3 separate regions of the Homo sapiens genome follow, and all the other regions are linked to region 3. The links are chromatin loops, found by intact Hi-C in ENCODE. Cell type or tissue: mammary epithelial cell. All regions are shown on one strand.

What was found. A loop is a pair of places that touch in the nucleus more often than their neighbours do. Peaks named below come from ENCODE experiments on the same cell type or tissue, not always from the same donor. Only the 100,000 strongest peaks of a DNase experiment are listed, where the experiment ranks them.
Region 1: a loop joins it to region 3, with 5 times the contacts of the local background. A loop is called at or near these places in 70 of 110 quality-filtered maps.
Region 2: it touches region 3 in a loop (10-fold over the local background); 3 of 110 quality-filtered maps call a loop at or near these places.

What each region holds. Positions count from the first base shown.
Region 1 is chr22:32,982,864-32,990,863 of GRCh38, forward strand. The region is part of intron 2 of SYN3 (synapsin III); the gene reads right to left. Among named protein-coding and RNA genes, the nearest start is that of SYN3, 72 kb to the right of the region's middle. RefSeq lists a silencer at 3,221-3,515 and an enhancer at 4,091-4,992. In mammary epithelial cell, a CTCF peak has its summit at 3,340 (motif pointing left); DNase peaks (open chromatin) are centred at 3,348 and 4,608; H3K27ac peaks cover 2,168 bases.
Region 2 is chr22:32,819,316-32,827,315 of GRCh38, forward strand. All of the region lies in intron 6 of SYN3 (synapsin III), which reads right to left. The region is part of intron 1 of TIMP3 (TIMP metallopeptidase inhibitor 3); the gene reads left to right. Among named protein-coding and RNA genes, the nearest start is that of TIMP3, 22 kb to the left of the region's middle. RefSeq lists an enhancer at 1,012-1,511. In mammary epithelial cell, a CTCF peak has its summit at 3,898 (motif pointing left); a DNase peak (open chromatin) is centred at 1,036.
Region 3 is chr22:32,657,024-32,665,023 of GRCh38, forward strand. All of the region lies in intron 6 of SYN3 (synapsin III), which reads right to left. LOC105373002 (a long non-coding RNA gene) reads left to right here. Exons shown (of 4, transcript XR_938176.4): 4 at 3,701-7,543. Among named protein-coding and RNA genes, the nearest start is that of SYN3-AS1, 86 kb to the left of the region's middle. RefSeq lists an enhancer at 3,905-5,104. In mammary epithelial cell, a CTCF peak has its summit at 3,394 (motif pointing right); DNase peaks (open chromatin) are centred at 3,418 and 4,448; H3K27ac peaks cover 983 bases.

The DNA of each region.
Region 1 (8,000 bases), 330 kb after region 3:
CACGAAGTAGATATCATTATTTCCAACTTACAGATGAAGAAACTGAAACCCAGAGAGACTAAATATTTTGCCTAAGGGATTTGAACCCAGGACTTCTAATTCCATATCTGTGCTTTTGCTCAACTCTGAAAAATAGCAGTGAAAATTGGGGTCTTTATAGGTTTGGATATCGTCTCACAAAAAGTAACAAAGTTTCCATTTTCTCTTTTTGATTATTGGTATGATGACACTAATAGTTCTTGGTGACTTGCTGTGAACTGAGCATTGTGTTAAGCATTTCCATAAACCTTCTCTGGGACGGAGACAGCTCTTTGCTTCCTAATACTCATTCTCCCCTTTTCCCACAGTAAGAGAGTTGACAGATTGGTACATAAAAATGTGTACCCCAAGTCTCCCATCAGCTGGATGCAGCCACATGATTTATTTCTAATGGATAATTTTTTAAGCATTAAACAACCTTCTTAGTCTCCTACTCTTTTCCTTGGAAGATGGATGTCATCACCCATTATTTTTCAGCCTTCCATTTGTGAAAGAATCCTTTCTACAAATTCACTAACTGCTTCAGCCTGTCTGCTTCCAAAGTCTCTCTACCTACTCTTAGCTGATGCTGGTGGAGTTAATCTCTTCCCAAAACTGACTGACAGCTCTGATATTAGCACCACTTTTTCTTACGTCCTGATGGGCTTAGATGTCAACTAGGCGGTAGTTTAGTAGGAAAGGAACTATTAGTATGACTCGAAAGCAAGATTTTGATTTTTTTTTTCTTTCAGCAATGGTCTTCAAATAAATACCCATGTGGACAGCCTCATGCAAAGAGAATCTTTTCATACAGTTTGTGAATTTTATCGTAATCCTTAAAGGTAGTATCAGCAAATTCCAGACACCAGGACAAGCCCATGTCTAGTATTTGAAGTGCCTGGGGCAAAGCGACAAATGGAAACCTATGGGTCATATGTCTAATATTTAAAATTGACAAAATCAAGCCAGCAAACATTTAAATAAAAGACATCTGTCCACTGGGCATGGTGGCTCATGCCTGTAATCCCAGCACTTTGGGAGGCTGAGGCAGGCGGATCACGAGGTCAGGAGTTGGAGTCCAGACTGGCCAACATAGTGAAACCCCATCTCTACTAAAAATACAAACAATTAGCCAGGAGTGGTGGTGGGCGCCTGTAATTCCAGCTGAGGCAGGAGAGGCTGAGGCAGGAGAATCGCTTGAACCTGGGAGGCAGAAGTTGCAGTGAGCCAAGATTGCGCCATTGTACTCCAACCTGGGCGACAAGAATGAAACTCCATCCAAAAAAAAAAAAAAAAAAGAAAAAGAAAAAGAAAAGAAAAAAGAAAAAAAGAGTCCCAAAGAGTCTGTCTTCCTTCCTTGGCAGATACAATTTCATAATGACCTTAAAGACTCAGAATGTAAACTTCTCAGAATTCTTTGCACTCTACCCAGCACGTGGCAGCACAAGGATTGCCAGCTCTTGGTTCTCAGACCTCACCCAAGATCTTCCTTAATTCCCCACCCACTCTCCTCTGCACCACTGAGGCTCCTGGTGCGGGTATGTGGATTGCCCAGACCACGTGGCCAAGCTTCATCTACTCCCTTCCCCTCCCCAAATGGTTGTCCTTTGGCCACCCCTTGGAAAATGGACCAAGGAATTGGCCTATATAGGCTCTGAAGTTGGGTTAAGGTCCCTTTGAGGAGGGAATTCTAGAGTTTGGGTACCCAGGGCATGGCCTAAGAGTGCAATTTGTAGGGTCTTGGTGGGAATATCCCCTCACTCCTAACTCCTCTGCCTGTCAAGAGAGGTGTGGCTAATAAGGACCAGAGCAGGATCCAAGGTAGGCATCTTTCGTGGATTTAAAAATCACTTGCTTTTAAATCCAAGCTCCAAATTTAAAAGAAGTACTGGGTGGGCCTGGGACCGGGAATGGTAACCTATCATTACAATCACCAGCATACTGGGAAAAAAAACATGGATTTGCAATCACACAGGCTTGGGCAAAATCTTAGCTCTACTACTCACTGACCATGTGTTCTAAGACAAGACACTTAGCCCTCTGGGTCTCAGTTTCCTCATTTGTCAAGTGGTGACAGTAACTACCAGGGAAGGGTGTGGTGAGAAAGTCACATAATCCTCTATGCAACAAGGCAGTAAAGTGCAATGGCTTCAGGGCATACAGCCTGGATAGGACCCCAACTCCTCCACTCACTTGTGCAAGCTTGGGTAAGCCAACCTCTGAATGCCTTAGTTTCCACACCTAGGAAATGAGGCTCATAGTAGTAGCCACCTCACAGGGTTGTTATGAGGATTAAATGAAACAAGGCATACAAAGCACTGAGAATAGTTCCTGGCACACAGTAAGCTGCAAAGTATGTAGTCCATGGCCTGAAACAGAATCCACAAGAGCAAAGAGCTATCGAGTGCTTACCCTGTGCCTAGTGGGTGCTGTGTGCTGGGGACCCACAAATAAACAAAACAATCTTACCCTCTTGGGGGTTCCAAAGCAGAATTATGACTCACCTTGCTTTGATCTGTCTCACAGGTGCAAGGAGTGATGGCTGGTGATGGGGAAAAGAGGTGGCCTTGGCCTATAAGGACAGCCAGACCCTTCACATCCTTCCTCCTATTTGACCCTCATGCCAACCCTGAGGGGTGGTAGGGCAGGGATTGCTCCCAACGTGTTCCAGATGGAGAAGTCTCTGCTCAAAGTCACACGAGTGATCTGGGTACCCAAACTCTAGAGGGAAGAATTTGGGTACCTTTCCTGGAGACCCTAAGTGGTCTTTCAGACTTTTTGGATCCAGTCCAGAGCCCTGGCGTCCTTCATGATCTGGACCCTGCTGACTGGGGGTCTGCTTCCCCTCCAGTTTGCTGTCTATTTCATGGTTGCATCCAAATTCCTGTGCTTCTCTAAATACTCCTGTGCTGTCCTGCCTCTGAACCTCTGCACAGGCCTTCACCTCTGCTTGGCACTTCCTTGATTGTCTCTTTCTCATGTTTCAAGATCCTATGAGTGATATCTACTCTGCTGAGTTTTCCTTGACAGCACCCCCTTCCCTAGCTGGGCTGAGCGTCCTCCCTTGGTTCCTACAGCACGCTGCACTTACAACCATTCCAGCCCTTACCACTTCACGTTGTCATTACACATCACTTAGCTGCCCTCTGCCCCCAAACATATAGTCTGTGAGCTCCTGGAAACCAGAAACTGAGTCTCCATGCTCACTGTGTCTCCAGTATCCAGCACAATGAGCTAGGGCACAGGACAACAGGCTTAACAAATGTTCGCTGACCGGGTAAGGAAATACTGTCTGTAGGCCGGCCTTTCCTGGAGACACTTGACTGCCATCTACTGGCACACCATTGTAATACAGTCACAGGTCTACAGCCACTGCGATGTGGGGGTGTGTACGAGGCCAACCTTCGCAACTGGCATTCCTCGACTTGATTCTAACCTGGAACCTGAAGCACTTTGCACTACACCAATACCACCCAAGCAGCTGTGGTCTTGATGAGACCTCACCTTCCCAGGAGAAACATTTGTTTTGCCCATCTCTGGAATGTTTACTGCAGGGCCTGGCAGACGGACTGGGGCTGAAGCTGAGGGTCAGGGAGTCCATCCCCCCGCCTGGCTGCAAGTCAGAAGTCTGTCTCCTGATGGGCCACACAGACTGCTGCCTCCTTGCCGGGGGCTCATTCAGGCTTCAGCCGCCTCTGAACGGTTCTGTCTGGCAGAGGGAAGGGTAGGGATGGTCTGGAATTCTAGATGCCTTTGGGGGCTGGGGTTGCTGCCTCTGTAATTGACTGGCTGTTTGACCTCAGGCAAAATGGATGGACCCGCTGTGCCTAAGGGCTCTGTCTCTCATGGCTGCCTCCTCTTCCCACCCTAATATGTTCAATCTCATAATAAGCTCCCTGAATACCTCAGCCAATCAATCAAGTCCTTGGCCTGGGGGAGCTCTGGATTCCACGAAGATTCTCTCTCCGTGGGTGGTCTCATATTTTACTGCCACATCTGAGGCCCCAGGAAGAAGAATATTATAAAACTGGTGCTGCCTGGGGTGGGAAATCCCTAGTTGAGGGAGGTGGGAAGTGTGTATGAGAGAGACTGATGAGGAATGGGTATGGGGCTCTTTTGTGGCTGCAGCAGGGGCAGAAGAAGGGGAATTCATACAAACAGGATCTGTGTTCAAACAGGACTGTTTTCCAATAAATCGATCCTGTATGTAGAGTTAACGCAGCCAGGGCTTGGTGATGTCCTTCCAAGGAAGGAGAGGTCAGGAATGTCCTGTCCCAGGGACAGCTGTCTCTCCGCAGGCCACCCCCACTGGGGGTGGAGTGGAAATAGAGAAAGAGATTTTCATGTTTCTGATGCAACATGTCAGTTGCTGATTTGTGGCCCAGGCAGAAGCAGGGAAGACAACCAATGGGCTGTGCAGAAAATGAAGGCAAAACACTCAGAGACTTTGCCAGTTAGCAAGAGAGTCACGTGGCAGGCTGGATGGGCAGAGATGTGGCAGAAGAAAGACCTTGGAACGCAAAGGGACCCAAGATCTGATTCTAGCTCCATTGTTTTCTCCTGAGAACAGCTCACCCTCCTGGCACCTTCCCATTGCCAGAGGGAGGAACCGCCCCCTCAACCGCAAACAATGGTGCAGCCTCTCAGTCCTCCATGCAATTAGCAAGGTCCAATGAACTAGGAAGGGAAGGAATGCACTAAGAGTGATGAGACTCCCTATGCCTGTATGGGGATCTGCGGAGGCAAAAAACTGAGACATAACAGGGCCCCGAGCCACAGGATGTGACAAATGATCCCCACCTTTTGCCTCTGAGAACAATAGAGAAGGAGATTTTTGTGGGCAGGATCTGATCACAATTCACATCACTTATTCACTCCCTCATTCAATCACTATTTATTGAGCCTTATGTGGACTAGGCACCACACCAGGCATAGGAGTAGATACAGCAGATACAGTGGCAGATGTAGTCCTTGTTCTTGGAGAGCTTACATGCTTATTGAAAAGACAAAAAATAAATAAATAAACAGATAAAAAGAATGAGTACTACGAATAAAATGCACGACCAATGGAATTGAGGATAAGATGTGGGGTGCAGGGGAGATTGGACTTCAGTTGGTAGAAAAGGCTTCTTTGAAAGACACTGAGGCCGGGAACAGTGGCTCATGCCTGTAATCCCAACACTTTGGGAGGCCGAGGTGGGCGGTTCACGAGGTCAAGAGATCAAGACCATCCTGGCCAACATGGTGAAACGCCATCTCTACTAAAAATACAAAAATTAGCCAGGCATGGTGGTGCATGCCTGTAATCCCAGCTACTTGGGAGGCTGAGGCAGGAGAATTGCTTGAAACCGGGTGGTGGAGGTTGCAGTGAGCCAAGATCTCGCCACTGCACTCCAGTCTGGCAACAGAGCAAGACTCTGTCTCAAAATAATAATAATAATAATAATAATAATAATAATAATAATAAAATAAATAGATAAAAAGAAAAGTACTATGAATAAAATGCACAACCAATGTGATTGAGGATAAGATGTGGGGTGCAGGGGAAATTGGACTTCAGTTGGTAGAAAAGGCTTCTTTCAAAGACGCTGAACATACACAGATAGACCACCTACTATGTGCCAGAGTCTGCAGGCTTTAAGGAAACAAGCGCAAAGACAACATAGCTAGCTCTTGGTCTCAGGGGGCTTACTACCTAATGGGAGGGACAGACACAAAAATAGAAAATGACCACACAGAGCATTCACACAAATATCCCCCTCAGCCCACAGAAAAAGCAGCCAACTCAGTCTGAAGGTCAGGGGTCACCTTCCTGAGGTCACCGTCCACCCATCCATCCAATGTTTGGTACCTAGTCTTTGCCAGGGCTGCAAAGATGAGTGCAGCAGGATCTGGATGTGTGTGTCTGCCAAAAGGACACGGGCAAGGGCAAAGGAAGTAGGTACGTCCTGGGGGCACCCAGGAGAGAAATGAATGTTCCTGGGTGTGTCCTTTAATGTACAACAGGCACAGAGCAGAAGACCTGGGTTTGAGTTGGCAGCTCTGGCACCTGCTGCCTGATTTTGGACCAGCCTCTGCTTCCTCTTCCGTAGATGGGGATAAGAAGATCTACTCACATGTTGTCAACAGGATTATATGAAGACACAGATTTAAGGGCCTCTGTAACCTGCCAAGAATGTGCTAGCAAATGAGCTGCTCCCCGATGGGCTGCAAGGGTAGAATTTGATCTCCCCAGGTAAGGAAGTGCGTGAGCACCACTAGCCTTGGAGACAAGCCCAGGTCCCTTTCAGCTATTTATTTCCAGTGCTGCCTCAGGCCAGTGTCAACCTTCCTGAACCTTGGTTTCCTTAACTGTAAAAATAAGGACATTACTATATCTGCTGTAAGGACCCCATGAATGATACCCCTGACACATGGCAGGTGTTTAACTAATGTTCATCTCTTTCCCTCCTGTGCATCAGCATGATGGGTGGAGGGTCGAGGTCAGCTGGGTATGTCCCTAAGAACATGACAGGTCATTTTCTCTCTCCAAGAGGAGGTAGATGGCAGCATCTGCCTTGCTCTAAATGAAACCTTGCTTGGTGTCGAGCATGATGGAGACCTTCCCTGTCTAATCCCTGGGAACTCCCTTCCTCTCCAGCATAGGCCTTTAGGGTAAATAAAGTCATCAGGGCCGGGCACGGTGGCTTATGCCTGTAATCCCAGCACTTTGGGAGGCCGAGGCGGGTGGATCACCTGAGGTCAGGAGTTCAAGACCAGCCTGGCCAACATGGTGAAACCCCGTGTCTACCAAAAATACAAAAATTAGCCGGGCATGGTGGCATGCGCCTGTAATCCCAGCTACTCGGGAGGCTGAGGCAGGAAAAATGCATGAACCCAGGAGGCGGAGGTTGCAGTGAGCCAAGATCAAGCCACTGCACTCCAGCCTGGGTGACAGAGTGAGACTCCATCTTCAAAAAAAAAAAAAAAAAAAGGCATCAAACACCCACTCCCTCTACCCCTCTCCTCTCTAAAGACACAGCACTATGTCACCCTCATTCCTACAGATGTCTGCAAGTTCACACTCTTCATACCACAGAAAGGGTTAACGTTTGGAAGGCTACATCATGCCTTCAGCAAACACTTATTGAGCATCTACTAAGGGCCCAACTGGGGAAATCCCCACAGGAAAGGTAATATACTAAAAAGTAATTCATGCCAAGGTGCAAGTGACTAACATCTGATCATCCCAGAAAAGGGTTTTTGATGGCATAAGGAGGATAAGGGGATCACGGGGATATTGTGTGTCTTGTTTGGCAAGGGAAAGTGGAGCCTGTCAAGGTGAAAAGTGCAGAGCACCAAAAGAGAGGCTAAGACCATTTATTATCCATTCATCCACCCAACTACCCATCCATGAATCCATCCATGAATCCATCCATGAATCCATCCATCCATCCATCCATCCATCCATCCATCCATCCATCCACCCATCCATCCACATATTCATCCATCCATGCATCCATCCACCCATCCATCCATCCATCCAGCCATCCATCCATCCATCCATCCATCCATCCATCCATCCATCCATCCATCCGCCCACCTACCCACCCATCTACCCATCCATCCACACATTCGCCCATCCATCCACATATCCATCCATCTAGGACATACTATATTCTCAGCACTGTGCTACATAGGCCCTTGAAATTGCACTGAACAAAACAGCCCCCTTGCCATCCTGGTTTTTACTGTCTAGCCAGGAGATAGTCCCAGAAGAGGAACTAGACCAAATAGTTACTCTGACTCCTGTCTTCTTTATCAGAAGCTGCCAACTAGTAGACCTCATAGAATCCACAGTCTTGTTTTGTTGCACTTAAATTGTATACTTTTAAAATAGAATATTCGCTGGCAAGGTGACTCACGCCTGTAATCCCAGTACTTTGGGAGGCTGAGGTGGGCGGATCACTGGAGGTGGGGAGTTCGAAACCAACCTGGCCAAC
Region 2 (8,000 bases), 160 kb after region 3:
CAAAGAGGACACGATGCCTTGCTGGTGAGGTCCTGCGGTCTCCTTCTCGAGGCCCAGCCCGGCCCCATATTGGAGGCCAAACATGTAGAAGGGTGTATCTCATTTTTTACCTTTTTTTCTCAACCACCAGCCAACGATGGGTATGTGATTTCTAAGGATGTCCATTGACTATAAAGGTCCCATTAATACATATGCTATGGACAGATTCTCTCCTTGAACACAGGTTTATGGAGCACCTACTATATTCCAGGTGCTGGGCAGAGTGCTAAGGTCACAAAAATGAATCAGCTGTGGCCTCTACAGCCTGTTCCCCTCTTGGCATAGATCTGCCCTTCCCCCTCCACAGTCTGGACAATCAAGGACCTGGAGTAAGCACACTCTAGGGGCCGCGTCTCCCAGCATATCTTTTGTTTTCGAAAGTTCAAAAAACAGAAGAGGAGGATTCTGAAACAGCAAACTTGCTGGGTCATCCATAGAGTATATTAACTGGCTATCTTGCTATCTGTCCATAACTTGCTACCTGTCCATAGTGTATATTAACTTCCTGGGAGCCCACTCACTGCCTGACTTCCTGTTCTGCGCATGGGCCCAAGGGAAGTTCTCGCAACCATAGTTTTCTGTGATATCCATCCTACCACATGGCTTCCTGGGAAACCCATTAGCTTTTTTGTTTGTTTTAGAGCCCAAGGGAATCAGGGCCTTGAGGGGATTTTTTGGTGTGGGGGGTGGTGCAAGCTTCTAACACTGAGAGTGGGTGCTTTTCTGATTCCTATGAAGGTGGAGTGTAGGTGTCGTTCCTGGCTCAGCAGAGTCAGCCCTCTCATCCTATTCAGGCCGTCTCTGAGGCTGGCTCCTGTGCCCAAGCCCTTCCTCACTCCCTCAGGGCATGATCACAGGGCATTTCCTTAGCATTCCTCCTTTCTCCCCTGTGTGTGTGTGTGTGTGTGCGTGCGCGTGTGTGTGTGTGTGTGTGGTGTGTGTGGTGTGTGTTCTACTCCGTGTGTGTGTCATCCTCTGCTCATCCACCCATTCCACTGCGTGTGTGTGTGTGTGTGTGTGTGTGGTGTGTTCTACTCCGTGTGTGTGTCATCCTCCTCTGCTCATCCACCCATTCCACTGCAGCACCTAGCATCACCTAGGGGCCTGGAAAACCTGCACCTGAAAGCCGTAACTCCCCGGCACCTGGCTGGTTGACTTCTTCCCCCTTAACCCCATTTACTTTGAGGATGGAGGTAGTCTTTAGGGTCAGGCTGAGATTTGTCCTGACCCATGCTTAGTTGGCACATCTTGCTTCTGCAACATGCTTGCTTAGGGTTGGGCAGGGGCCCGGAGAAAACAAGTCGTGGCATCACCAGGACCTGATTACCCCCAGGCACCAAGGAGCACCTGGGACCAAGGGGAGGTTTGGGGCTTGGGATATGTTTTAGGGTGAAGGATCACAGAAGCTTACTCATACCTATTTGAAAGCCAAGTCAACAGATGTGGGTTCTTGGAAGGAGAAAAGGAGGTTAACTGCTTACTTATTAGATTAGAAGTGATGTATGAATGATAAAGAGCAGAGTTTGCCAGATATTGCTAATTAATTCTCTCACTGCTTATTTTATGGATGATAAAGGGTAGGGAGAGACATGTTAATTGGCTTCAAGGTCTCTGAGCCAAGCATGACCAATCCGAGAAACCCAGGTGGCTTCATGCTCTTTCAATATGATCTCATCCCTGCACTAGAGAATTTATATTTTTGAGCATAAAGAATACCCACCGGTGCAATCTCCCAGGCTCTTCTGAAGGGTTTGGAGAGACAGTGGAGGATGTCAAAAGAGATGAACTTAGAGTCAAAAAAAGCAGAGATGGAATCCCGTCTCTGCCTTTTACCACTGGAGTTAGTTGACTAAAATGTAAACTCTGAGCCTTGGTTTTCCCAATTGCAAAATGGGAAAGACCCCATTTATAATGCAGGTGGGTGAGAGATGCCAGCAGTGACAGGGACTTTCAGTAAAGGCTGAGCTGAAGCTGAATTTGAAAAGCACATTCTTTACGTTCCATTGAAGATCTGCACTTGCTCTTCTGCTAACCGCTAAGGTGTCATCAGTGCTGTGCTATTAAAATCAGAAGTCAAAGAAGGTGGGTGTGGCCCTCATAGCCAGAGTTGATAGAAATGGATTTATTAATATAATGGATGGTCCATAGAAAGGTGAATGACCTGGTTAACAGACAGGGATGGAGTGGAGACCTGTCTGCCCTGGTCTTCAGGCTGGTTCTGAAATCACAGAATTAAGATGATCTCAGCTGAGGGGCAAGGCAAATCGGATGGAAGAGCGGAGGCCCAGAGAAGCGAAGCCCTTTCCCAATATCTCACAGCAGGTGGGGAGTGGGGGAAAGCAGCTTCCAGGGGGTGGATTCCTGAACCAGGTATTTGTCACTGTCCCACGTAGCTCCTCTTGTCACCATATGTCCCACTCAGTGGAGGGATACTTCCTGCAAGACAAAGAGGGCCTCATGGTTCCCCCGTCACTCACTGCCTTCCACTCCCTGCTTCTGATTATTCTGTAAGAAGTTGAGGCCGAGCGCAGTGGCTCACGCCTGTAATCTCAGCACTTTGGGAGGCCGAGGCAGGCGGATCACCTGAGGTCGGGAGTTCGAGACCAGCCTGACCAACATGGAGAAACCCCATCTCTACTAAAAATACAAAATTAGCCGGGCGTGGTGGCGCATGCCTGTAATCCCAGCTACTCGGGAGGCTGAGGCAGGAGAATTGCTTGAACCTGGGAGGCAGAGGTTGCAATGAGCCGAGATCGCACCATTGCACTCCAGCCTGGGCAACAAGAGCAAAACTCCATCTCAAAAAAAAAAAAAAAAAAAGAAGTTGGAGCTCTGTCTGTCTGTCCTTTCCCCAACTCCCCATCTCCGAGGCTGGCTCCTGTGCCCAAAGTCTTCCTCGCTGTCTCTGGGTATGTTCACAGGGTATGATCACATTTCCCCTGCATGCCCTGCGTGGGATGTGCTCCATGTGCTGATGCCTCTGGGGATTTCCAGATGATGTCCCTGGACTTGGCAGAGCAGTGTGGGGAATCTGGGACTTGCACTTCCTATCCTCATGGAGTCTGGTCTCTCACCTTCACAGGCCACTAAGAGGAAAGGCAACTGGTGTGACGTCTGGGGAGGGAAGTATGTTCCTGTGCATCGAAAGCCTCAAACATGTGCATACACTTTAACTAGCAATCTTACTTCTAGAAATTTAGTCCTAAGAAATAACTAGGCAATGGAGTCCATTGCTACATTGTTTATCCCCAAATTAATCTAAATGTCTATTGCAAATAGACTGCTTAGATTATGGTGCGTTCATACAGTGAAGATCTGCACTTCCTCTTCTGCTAACCGCTAAGGTGTCATCAGTGCTGTGCTATTAAAATCAGAAGTCAAAGGAGGTGGGTGTGGCCCTCATAGCCAGAGTTGATAGAAATGGATTTATTAATATAATGGATGGTCCAAAGAAAGGTGAATGAAAGAGTCATAAAAGATGTTGAGGTAGTTCTCTATTGATGCCAGAATAGCCCTATGGTGCACTTTTGAGTAACAGAAGCCAATTTGTTAAAAACAACAACAACAACAACAACAAAAAAAAAACAGAGAGAGAGAGATGAATGTGCATCCAGATGCTTAGAGAAGAGTCTGAATGTCTGTATACTAAATATCAACACTAGTTACTCTGCGCTGTGGGATTTTGGATGATTTTAATTTGATCCAGTGTTTTCTGGAAAATAAAATTTCACTACATTGACACATCATTTGATAATCAGATAAAAGAACAATGGTGGGAAAGCAAGGACTCAAGTGACCCTTGCTTTTGGGTCTAGAGCATCATGTAGGAAGCCAGCACAGCCCATCCCTTTCCTAGGCGCCACCTTCTGGCTCCTGGTGGGACTTGTAAGTCCCGTGGTCAGTTACCTGATTGCTCTTACGGACCTGACGCTGGAAATCCTCTCTCTCCAAGGTCCCTGCAGGAGATGGGACCTGCCACAGAGAATGCCGCAAGGGATGTTTCTGTTGGGAGCTGTGAGTGGGGTGGATGTCCTCTGCCTCTCTTAAATAGATGAGCTAGATTTGAACCTGGGGCTGGCCAAAGGGAGTCTCCTCTCAGAAACCAGGATGCAGTGGGCCGTCTGTGTCCCAGCCCCAAAGCAGCCAGGGTCCAGTGGATTAGCACAGAGCCGACCAGGCCTGGAGGGTGGTGGTCTGGGATTGGGTGAGCAGCCACCAGCAGGAATAGCAATTGGAGGGAAGGAGAAGCATTGCCAAGAGCAACTTAGGGGGCCGTGAGTGCAGGTCTCTGGACAGACAGCATGGTAACTGGCTGAGGCAGGAAGAAGCTTGGTGGGCTCCCATGGTGCTAATAATAGGCCGTGTAGGAGCAGGGGAGGCAGCTCCAGACTTGGAGTGAAAAGACGTGGGGTGCAGTCAGAATGAACTCCCCAGCCATCCATGTGGTCTCAGGCAAGTCACTCTGCCTCCAGAGCCCCATGTCCACTCCTATAAGATGGTACATCCCCACAGTGCCCTGCCACAGGTGATTATAGGTGAAGGTCTTTTGACACCTATATGTCTAAGGGTCATGGAGTGACATCTTATGAAGTCAGCACATAGAAAGTCAAAAAACCCTTACATTCCTGTAAAATACAGTGCAGGCCAGGCGCGGTGACTCACGCCTGTAATCCCAGCATTTTGGGAGGCCAAGGGTGGCGGATCATGAGGTCAGGAGATCGAGACCATCCTGGCTAACACGGTGAAACCCCATCTCTACTAAAAATACAAAAAATTAACCAGGTGTGGTGGCGCACATCTGAAGTCCCAGCTACTTGGGAGGCTGAGGCAGGATAATCACTTAAACTTGGGAGGTGGAGGTTGCAGTGAGACGACACCTCGCCACTGCACTCCAGCCTGGGCGACAGAGCAAGACTCCATCTCAAAAAAAAAAAAAAATACAGTGCCATCTCTCCATAACTCCACCTGAGCCAGCAGTTCCATCAGTGTTGTGACAGATTACTATTTTTTTTTTGTTGTCAAGTACCCTCAGGTTGAGCAGCTGAGATGCTTTTAGGGAGTGAGACAATCTCAGGATCTGTCTTTAAACCCCGTAGTCATATAGGGACTGGCACCACCAGAGACAACAGCAGATCCCTGTCTGGAGCTCACTGAAGAATCAGGGGTGGGAGGAATTGCCCTTTTAAAATGGAGTGTATATATGTATATATTTTTTGCATAATTAAATAATATATATATGTCATTGAACTCAGGCTGGTTAGAGGCATGCATGTATGATATAAATTCTCTGTATACAAATAAAAGGAAGTTACTTGTATTCGTTGAATGGGTTGTTATGATGACTCCCTTCATAGGAAACATTTGGATCCATTTCCTCTGCTTTCGATGTTGTTCTTTCGCTTCTGAACCAGTGTTTGAGGCAGATGTCTTTGATACTGAGTAAAGACATGGCAGTTTGCATTCACTCTCTGACCAAAAGAGATGCTCCCTACTCTTGCAGAATACTGATTGCCCATGACAACCAGAGTACTTTTATAAGAAAAGGAGCACACAGAAGGCAGAAAGGGACCTTGTTTGGGGAGGCGGCTTTGAGCAGTGACTTTATGACATAAACGATTAGGCTCTTCCTGGCCCCGCCTGTCTTGGGATATCTACTCAGACCCTGGAACTTTGAAATCGCAGGCTGGGTCCAATGAGCGCAGAAAAGGGACAGGACTCAGGCAGATAGGATTTCTTTCGGGTTTGGTAAACAGCTGGCCTCTAGGGGTAGGGACAGGGGCAGTGGGTGGGAGGACTTGGGGGAGGGATGGGTGAGCTCGTGGGAACTGAGAAACTGTGTCTAGGGCTTCCTTAGTTATACTGAATGCTGCATGTAGAGGTCTGCAGGGTGGCCAGCTGATGGCTGGCGGAAGATCTGCTGACTTGGATTCAGTTACTACTAAAATGGCAGGTTTAGAAAGAGGAGAGAACTTCTAGATCCAGAGGAAATAATCAGGTAAGTATGCTAAGATGTGTGTATGTGTTAGCCAGGCACGGTGGCTCACGCCTGTAATCCCAGCACTTTGTGAGGCTGAGGCAGGTGGATCACCAGGTCAGGAGCTCAAGACCAGTCTGGCCAACATGGTGAAACCCCGTCTTTACTAAAAATACAAAAATTAGCTGGGTGTGGTGGCGGGCGCCTGTAATCCCAGCTACTCGGGAAGCTGAGGCAGAGAATCACTTGAACCCGCAAGGCAGAGGTTGCAGTGAGCCGAGATCATGCCACTGCACTCCAGCCTGGGCGACAGAGCGAGTTTCCATCTCAAAAAAAAAAAAAAAAAAAAAAAAAAAAAAAAAAAAAAAAGATGTGTGTATGTGTGTATGCTTATATATATAATACATATTTATTTGTACATATGTGCATGTACAGATATAAACACACAAGGATGTTTATCATAGAGTTGTTTATAAAAGCATCCAACTAACATTTCTGTATCTATGCAATTGAAAACAACATAGCCATTCAAAGGGATGAGGCAGAGCTATATGAACTGATATATTGGGATTGAAATAAACCAGATCACCAAGCACATTTTGGATGATTCTATTAGCAGGGGACGTATCCACAAGTTTATAGTAGCATAGGGAAAAGTCTTGAAGGTAATATAAATATAAAGCATAGTTATAACTGGACAGTGGGAGTTTAGGTCATTTACACAATTATTTTATAGGTTTTTGTTTGTTTGTTGACTTCTTTTTTTCCCAACCTTTCTTTAGTGAAGTTGTATTACTTAAGTTAAAAAGGAAATAATGAGCCTGGTGTGGTGGCTCACGCCTGTAATTCCAGCACTTTGGGAAGCCGAGGCAGGAGCATCACTTGAGGTCAGGAGTTTGAGACCAGGCTGGTCAACATGGTGAAACTCCATCTCTACTAAAAATACAAAAAATTAGCTGGGTGTGGTGGTGACACCTATAATCCCAGCCATTCAGGAGGCTGAGGCAGGAGAATCGCTTGAACCCGGGAGGCGGAGGTTGCAGTGAGCTGAGATTGTGTCACTGCACTATAGCTTGGGAGACAGAGCAAACTCCGTCTCAAAAATAAATAAATAAATAAATAAACAAAATTTAAAAAGGTAATAATGTAAGAAAATAAAGAGCATGGAGAAAGTAGAAAACCAGATAACCTCGGTCCTATTTTGTTAAATTTTGGGAAATTTCAGTATCTGCATTGTACAGATGACAGGCAGAATCTTGAGAAGTTAACACTTTAAAAGAAAGAAAGAAAAAAACTAGATATTCACTATGTGTCATCTTGTTGACTATTCTCTTCTCTGAACTTCCTGGCATCTTAGTTAGCCTATTTGAGCTGGAATAAAATGTACTACGTGTCTTCAGATTCTGCAAACATTTACCAGGCACCAGGGCGTCCACTATCCAGTCCCAAGCCTGCCACTCAGGAGTTCATGGGGGAGTGAGTGCATGTGGCAGGCATTAGGCAGGGTTTTTGCATTCTGCTCTCCCACTTGATCCCTGTGACAACCCTAGGAGCCTGCTGCCACTGATCTTCTTATTCCACTTGAGGGAACCTAGAGGCAGAGACAGGATTTGAATCCAAGCCTCCAGCTCCAAACCCCAGCTGAAGGAAGCAAGCTGGAACCCAAGATGCTTTCAATCCCTGCTGCTCTGAGCACTGAGATTTGTTCACTGGAATGCTGGAGTTTTGCTGATCATTGACCTCGCAGGGGCCCACTCTGAAGTTAAAAATCCCCGAGTGAATAAATCTCCAGCCTCTCCTGCTGTTTCCTTCCCAGTTCTGAAAGTGAGGGCAGGAGAGATGAGCTTTGGCCAGGAATTCAGCGAGTGACTTTGCGTGGAGTGTCAGCTTCTCCACATTGCTGGGTGTTAGCTTACCCCTGTCTGGCACCAGCAGCAAAAACAGAGCCAGGCGTGGCCTATAGCAAAGCTCCCAGTTTAAATATGTG
Region 3 (8,000 bases):
GAAGAGATCCCCTCCCAGGCATCCCCCTCCCTACCTACTCAGCATCAGTCTCAGCCTGAGAGACTCTGCATTTGCCCTCCTGAGCCACCCTCACTTCTCTTTTCTTTTTTTTCTTTTTGAGACGGAGTCTTGCTCTGTCACCCAGGCTGGAGTGCAGTGGCGCGATCTTGGCTCACTGCGAGCTCCACCTCCCGGGTTCACGCCATTCTCCTGTCTCAGCCTCCTGAGTAGCTGGGACTACAGGCACCTGCCACCTCACCCGGCTGATTTTTTGTATTTTTAGTAGAGACGGGGTTTCACCATGTTAGCCAGGATGGTCTCGATCTACTGACATTGTGATCCACCCTCCTCAGCCTCCCAAAGTGCTGGGATTATAGGCGTGAGCCACCGCGCCCGGCCCGAGCCACCCTCACTTCTTGTCTGACATGGAAGGGAACCAGAGGCTCCCATAAGCCACTGAGAGAGACACAGAAGTTAGCTGAGACTCAGACAGGGGTGCTGGCCAAGGAAGGTTGTTGCCCCAGGGCCAAATGGCCTTCAACCAGGGGCTACTCGCATTCAGGCTGCCCGGGCAGAGCAGAGTGGGGGTGGCATCATTCTGAGAACAAGGCAGGGCTTGGTAAGAAGGGCTGCAGACTGTGCTCTCCGGAGCCTTCCCTATGCTCAAAGGACACAGCAGTCATGAACTGGGCTCCAGTGTCACTCATCAGCTGAATGCTTGGGACAGGATCAGGCCAGCCCCTCCTCAATGCATGCCAGCCAGGCACAACCAAAGTGCAGACCTACAGCCCCCCAGTGGAGAATGGCCAAGGACCATGTCAGAAGACCTTCACCCTCTCTCCCCTTGCCACCCTAAGTCTCTGGCATTGTGCTGGCACCTTCAACAAACACTTCTCTTTCCCCTCCTGTCTTCCTAGGACAGTGTTTGCATCTTACTCATCCTGAATCTCCCTCAGTGCCCTGCAGAGAGTAAGTGCCTCACACAGTGCTTGATGAGTGGATGAAGGTAGCCTTGTTAAAGCCTCTGGGATGGATTTGAGGACGTTAAAGCATGCTGAGGGGGAGGAGAGAGAAAAAAGGAGGGTGGGCCGGGAGTCGGGAGGAGACCTCTCCATTCTTACGGTGAACAGGCCAAGTGAGGCAGAAGGAGAATAAAGGCAGAGCCTAGGGTGAGGGCAGGGGGGCTGCAGACACCCCTAGAGCCCAGGAGAAACCAAAGGAAGGTGGTCGGTGACGAGCAGGTGGGAGATCCCTGGGTAGGCTGTGCTGGCAGCACCCTGTGCTCATAGCTGGTGTTTGACTTCCCCCAACCCCGCTTTCGGGTGGATGGGTGAGAGAAGCAAGTGTGGCCCAGCAGGCTGCAGAGTGAGCTGGTGTCTGTGAGAGGCAGGGGTCCTCCTGGAGACTGGGCCTTGGGTCAGCGAGGGACATGCTGACCCTGCCTTGGCAGGTTAGAAGCTGGACAGCCAACAGCCCTTCCATGATGGCAAAAATACACATCTCTCACGCTCATTGAAGGCTTTGCAATTTACACAGGCTACAGGATGACTGTGGAGTCGCCCATCCCATCCATAAGGCATTTCAGGCAGGTACCATGATCAACAGATGCTATTACACCCCCATTTGATGAGTAAGGATGTTCGTGGTGACAATGGGATTTAGGGTGAACATGGGGTCGGGATGTGTACAAAGATGAGGGTGCACTTAACTTCCCCTACTGCTAAAAAAGGGACGTTGAGCTGGAGCTTGAAGAATGAGCTGTTGTCCATCTGAGGGAGAAGGCAGAGAAAGGACATTTCAGGCACAGTGAACATGTGTGAAAGGATGGGGGCGTGAGGAAGCATGTTATATGTAGCGATAATAACAGGAATGATTGCTAACATACATTGCGAGCATACCACATGACAGGCGCTATTCGGACTTCACATACTGAACTCAAATCCATTCTCACGACAGCCCAGTCTGGTAGATGCTAGCATGAACTCCATTTTATAGATGAGGAAATGAAGGCACAGGGAATTAAGTGATTTCCTTAAGGTCACAATGAGAGCAAGTGGTGAAGCCAGGACTGGAACCTACTTGAGGGACAGGCGTCCTAACAGTGTAACCAAGGTGAGTAAGGGCTAAGCAGGAAGGGATGAAGTATGTAGCTAAAGAGTTGGAGTGGGGTGATGATAAGGGAAGATATTTAGATTTTATCTAAGAAGCAATAGGGAGCCATTGATGGTCTAAGCAGAAGAGTGTTAGAAAGGTCCATGTGGCACAGGAAAGAGGGAAAATTGAGAGAGAGAATGAAGCCACGAAGAGTGTGCTGGGGAGACAGCCAGATCCTTTATTGTTACATGTAAGCCAGATTGCTTCTTCCATCTGGGTAACCATCACCCACTCTGGAGCTCAACTTCAGAACATGGGTTATACTATTTCACAAACTCTTCCTGGGAGACAAGAGCTCCACCTGGACCTGTGACATGACTGGTACCTCCCACATCACATTCTGTGCACCCAGTAACTGCATTTGGCTCTGTTTTCCTTGGATTGCTAGACATTCTTTACCTCTTTATTTAATGCACTAGGTGGTGTTCCTTTTCACCCTAGGAGCACAGGATAGTATTAGAGTCCTTGAAAAGGTGTTTCAGATATTCTTAGTGGGAAGCTCTTCCACTGGGTGTGACCCTGGACAAATGCCTCCTCCATACTTTTTTTGCTGCCTGTCTTGTTTCTCATATATACATGGGCAGGCAACCTGGATTCTGCCAGGCAACCAGGTGGCAAGTTGGCCCGCCCACCAGTCCCAGTTCTAAAGAGTGGCTGTGTGACTTTGGTGAAGTCACTGTGTCTCCCTGGGATGCATCTGAGAGGAAGGAGGCTGTACTAGACAATACAGGCAATACCTAAACTGTCCTCCAGCAAATCATGTTTGCTGTTTCCAGAATCTTTACTTCCGAGAGTCTAATTTTATTCAATGGTTCAATGTATATTTGTAGAGTCAGGCATGGTGCTAGGGATATGGTGGTGCAAGATAGAAAGAACCCTTGCTATCATTCTCACTGATCATATTCAGTAACTGATCCCATTGAACATCCATGCATTGAGCACCCATTACCTCCTGGATCTGCTGCTAGAGGCTATGAGAGGCATAGAGAAGATGAAGATATGGTGCCTGCTCTAAACTAGCTTTTCCTCCAAGTTCACCTCCTTAAAGGGAGACAGCCAGCTGAATGTGGTCAGGAGGACTCCTTAAAAGGCGCTCCTTTTGCTCATCACCTGTAACTTCAGTCAAATAAGTAGCCGTGCCAAACCTGGTTTCTTTGGGGCATGGCTTCCAGGTCAGTGCGTCTCTGACACTTGCCCCAGGTGCAGCAAAGTTGCGAAATGGACACGGCTCCGTGTGCCCACCAGATGGCGGCATTCTAGCATATTCCCTAACAGCTGGGGTCATTGAGAAACAGCACCCTGTGTTGGTGGAGGGAAGAGACCACTTCCTCTCTAATCCAGGGCCCATTCATACTGATCTTCTGGAAAGTTCTGGGGTTAAGGGGCTGGCGGGGAAGGAATGGTGGTCGGGCAAAGGAAAATGGCGCTAAATGCTCCATCCAACAAACATTTCTGGCTGCCTTCTGGAGCTCCCCTTGTCCCCAAGTCTGCATTTGGTGATAAATTTGCATCATTACTTATTTACCTGTCATTCTCTTTTGTCCAGTTGGCGCCATGTCTATTTCCTCTTGGGATCCATGGTGCCTACGCAGAGTCTGGCCCAGAGCAAGGATTAAGGGTCTTGGCCGAAAAAAAGTGAAGCTTATTTTAAGCAAGAACTTAAAACAGACTCTCACCTAAGGACCACCACCCAGGCGAGGGCTTCTTGGGCCATTAACATCCTTGACCTCAAAGATGGAAATTGCAAGATGGGAGACTGAGAGTGCCGTTCAAGGTTCCCTAATGTGAGCCATTGGAGACATGGCTGGGATCAACTTTAACCTATCTCTGCTCAAAAGGTGTCAACCTTGTCCACATCAGCCAGGATGTCAAGGTGGAGAGGATAGAAATTCCGGATCTGGCTGAGTCTAGTGCCCACCAGAGAAAACTTTGGCCTTTAATCTGGGATTTTTACATCATTTTCTTCTCTAACAGAGGGAGAGAGAGGGGCATGAGTTGGGTCCACCAATTGGGACAAGCAGGTCCAACCTGCTTCTCTGCTGTCTTCAATTCCATTCAGACCCCTACGCCCTGCTGCCTAGCACCTCCACCTTCCCCTCTGGGGCTCCAGCAAAGAGGAAGGCAGTCAGAACCACTCCAAAGGGTCCAATCTCCTTGCATTCCAGCCCTGGCCAAAGTCAGCCCGGGAACAAGTGGAGAGCCCCTCTTGAAGGAAGTGATTCAGAAACCATGATGGCCTGGCGGCCCGCCGTGACTCACAGCACATCAATGGGGGAATTGTCTGTAGAAGCCGAGAATTCCAAAGCTCTTTTCTTTCCTTTCTTACTTACTTTCTTTTTTTTCTTTCTTTCTTTCTTTTTTGCCCTCCCCTTGGCGGCATTGTGCAACAGCAGGGCTGCCCAGAAACATGTGGTTTTCATCATTGGCTCCACAGCTGCCCTAGAGCACTGTGGAGAAAATAAGATGGAGAGGGAACAGGATACAAGGGGACCTGTCGCGGTCAAGCAGGGTCCTTCTCTTTCCCCCCACCTTTCTTGTCAACACCAACATCCTCAAAGAGCATCTGGAACGGAAGGGAATAGAATTTTGGATCTGGGAGAAAACTTAGAGTATGTCTCATCCAATAACTCTATGTACAGATGAGGAAACTGAGGCCTCAAGAGGGGACGTAAGTGGCTTGGCAAATGTCCACAGCCAAGTTGCATCTTGCATCTTGCTGCAGTGACTGACTTTTCTTAGCCTCCAAGTCAGGAAATGTAGTTTGACAAAGGATAATTTTTTTCCATGGAATGTGACAGATGAAAAGTCATACCAAGTTTAGTTATAAATCTCTCCATTGTCCCTTTCCCCTTATCTACCAGTCTAGGGAGTCTGTTTTACCCGGAGTCATCTGTGGGGACACGTGCAAAATCTAAAGGTCTTTTTGCAGTTGTCATCTGATTGGTCATCTCTGTAGCATGTGAATTAATGTCCACAGGTTTCCAGGTATTCCCCCTATGCATCCACTCCTACCTCTGCAACGTCTCCTTTTCGGCATTCTTTTCTCCTCCCTTGGCTCTCAGATGCCTTAGTTCTATAGGGCTGTCTTATCTTAACTCATATCCATGTTCACGGTTTCAGTGGCTATCATTCAGCTGAGGACTCCCAAATCTTATCTATAGTCTGTTCATCATTCCTGAGCTACAGACGTGTACATACAGCTGCCTTCTCAGTGCCTTTCTTGGATTCCCCAGATGGAACTCATCATTTCCCTCCATAGCTCTTTGACTACTTTGATTTTATTACCAAGTAACTATGGGACCAATATAGTCAGTGTTCCAAAGCACATGCTTTGGCATCTTATTGACCTGGGCCTGACTCCCAGATATGCCACTTAACTGGCTACGGGTCTTTGGCCAAGTTACTGACCTTTCCAAGTTCCTCATCTGTAAAATGGGGGTAATAAAAATACCTACTTCATAAGGCTGTCATTAAGAGGAAATGAGTTAATACAATAGCATTAACACAATGCCTGGCACATAATAAATACTCAATTACTGCTGAGCTGTTATTTTTATTATGTACCTCAGCATCCTCCCAACTTGAGCCACACTGAATTCTTAGCACTTAAAATATTTACTGACCACATATGTGTTCCAAGCACTGTGCGTGGTATAGAATTACATGAGTGGATAGATGAATTTTCTGTTTTAAAATTGCCTTACAAAGTATCCCCATTTTACAGATGAGGAAGACAATCACTTTCTGAGAAAAGCAAACAACCAACCAAGAGATTCCCTCATGTTCCTTCTTACTAGCCAATAATTTATACTGAATATGATGACACAGAAAAAAAGAAAAAGGTAGGCCAATTCATAGTTCACTTTTCTTTTAGTCCTTACTTACTCAACAGTAAGCCTCAAGTAGAGGGGGTTGGAAGAATGTGTGTGCATCCAGAAGTGAAATAAAAACAGTTGAGTTAGTTTTGTGTAGCATGGTTGTGTAAGAGGAAACCCCTTTCGCTTGGCTCTCATTTTCTCTTGCTGCCGCCATGTAAGACGTGCCTTTCGCCTTCTGCCATGATTGTGAGGCCTCCCCAGCCATGTGAAACTGTAAGCCCATTCAACTTGTTTTTCTTTTCTTTTCTTCTCTTTTTTTTTTTTTTTGAGTCTCACTCTGTCGCCCAGGCTGGAGTGCAGTGGCGCCATCTTGGCTCACTGCAAGCTCCGCCTCCCGGGTTCACGCCATTCTCCTGCCTCAGCCGCCCGAATAGCTGGGAGTATAGGCACCCACCACCACGCCCGGCTAATTTTTTGTATTTTTAGTAGAGACGGGGTTTCACCGTGTTAGCCAGCATGGTCTCGATCTCCTGACCTCGTGATCCACCTGCCTCGGCCTCCCAAAGTGCTGGGATTACAGGCATGAGCCACCACGCCCAGCCTAAACCTCTTTTTCTTTATAAGTTACCCAGTCTCGGGTATGTCTTTATTAGCAGTGTGGGAACTGACTAATACAGCATGTAGGAACTATGAAATATGAATTGTGTAATTTTATTGATTCTGCTTATGAGTTCAATGTTTTCATATTTGCATTTAAAATTTTGCATTGCACAATGTAAAAGTAAATGGTAAAATCCACGTGAATAATGTAAAATTTCATTTATTTATTTTACCTAGAATGATATTAAATAGCAATTAAAACAGCATTATGACAAGTCAAGAGAGAGATAGTGGAAGGAAAGAAAAAGCTTTATATTTAGTATCTTTAACAGCATTCCCCCCCCACACTGCACATTTTGAAAAAGGGATCCTGCAAATTATGTAGCCATCCCTGACTAAGATAGGGAAATGTCTTTGAATTTTAGACTTGAGAAGAGACTATGAAAAGTCTCTCAGAGAACCCTGCTCTGCTCACCACCCATCATATTGTATGTGAAGATGGTAAGAGCTACAGGGAGTCTTAAGGTCACACAGGGAGCAAGTAGATAAACCAAGACTGGTGCCCATGCCATCTGACTCCATTCCTTCCTAGTCTAGCATTCTTCACCTAATGTGTGCTCTTCCTTCTGTCAGAAATCCCACCTTATGACTTGGAGATAAGATTTCCCCTTTGCAATTGAAACCATCCAATCAGTACTTGGCTGATGATGTGCAATTGATATGCCTTCCATCCAAGGCCAGGGAGACTTGGCCAGCACTTGGTTAAAAGTAATAAATAGTTTTCAGGGGAAAATCTAGTGGTCGGTGTTTTAGTCCTTGTCTTTCTTGACCTAACAGCAGCATTTATTTATTTATTTATTATTTTTTATTTCCATAGGTTTTTGGGGAACAGGAGGTGTCTGGTTACATGAATGAGTCCTTTAGTGGTGATATCTGAGATTTTGGTGCACCTGTCACTCGAGCAGCATACACTGTACTCAATTGGTCGCTTTTTTTTTTTTTTTTTTTTTTTTTTGACAGAGTCTCGCTCTGTCGCCCAGGCTGGAGTGCAGTGGTGCGATCTCGGCTCACTGCAAGCTCCGCCTCCTGGGTTCATGCCATTCTCCTGCCTCAGCCTCCCTTGTAGCTGGGACTACATGCGCCCGCCGCCAAGCCCGGCTAATTTTTTGTGTTTTTAGTAGAGACAGGGTTTCACTGTGTTAGCCAGGATGGTCTCGATCTCCTAACCTCATAATCTGCCCGCCTCGGCCTCCCAATCTGCCCGCCTCCACCTCCCAAAGTGCTGGGATTACAGGCGTGAACCACTGCACCCAGCCTAATTTGTAGTCTTTTATCCCTCAACCCCTCCCACCCTTTCCTCCCGAATCCCCAAAGTCCATTGTATAATGTATAATTCTTTTTTTTTTTTTTTTTTTTTTTTTTGGGGCA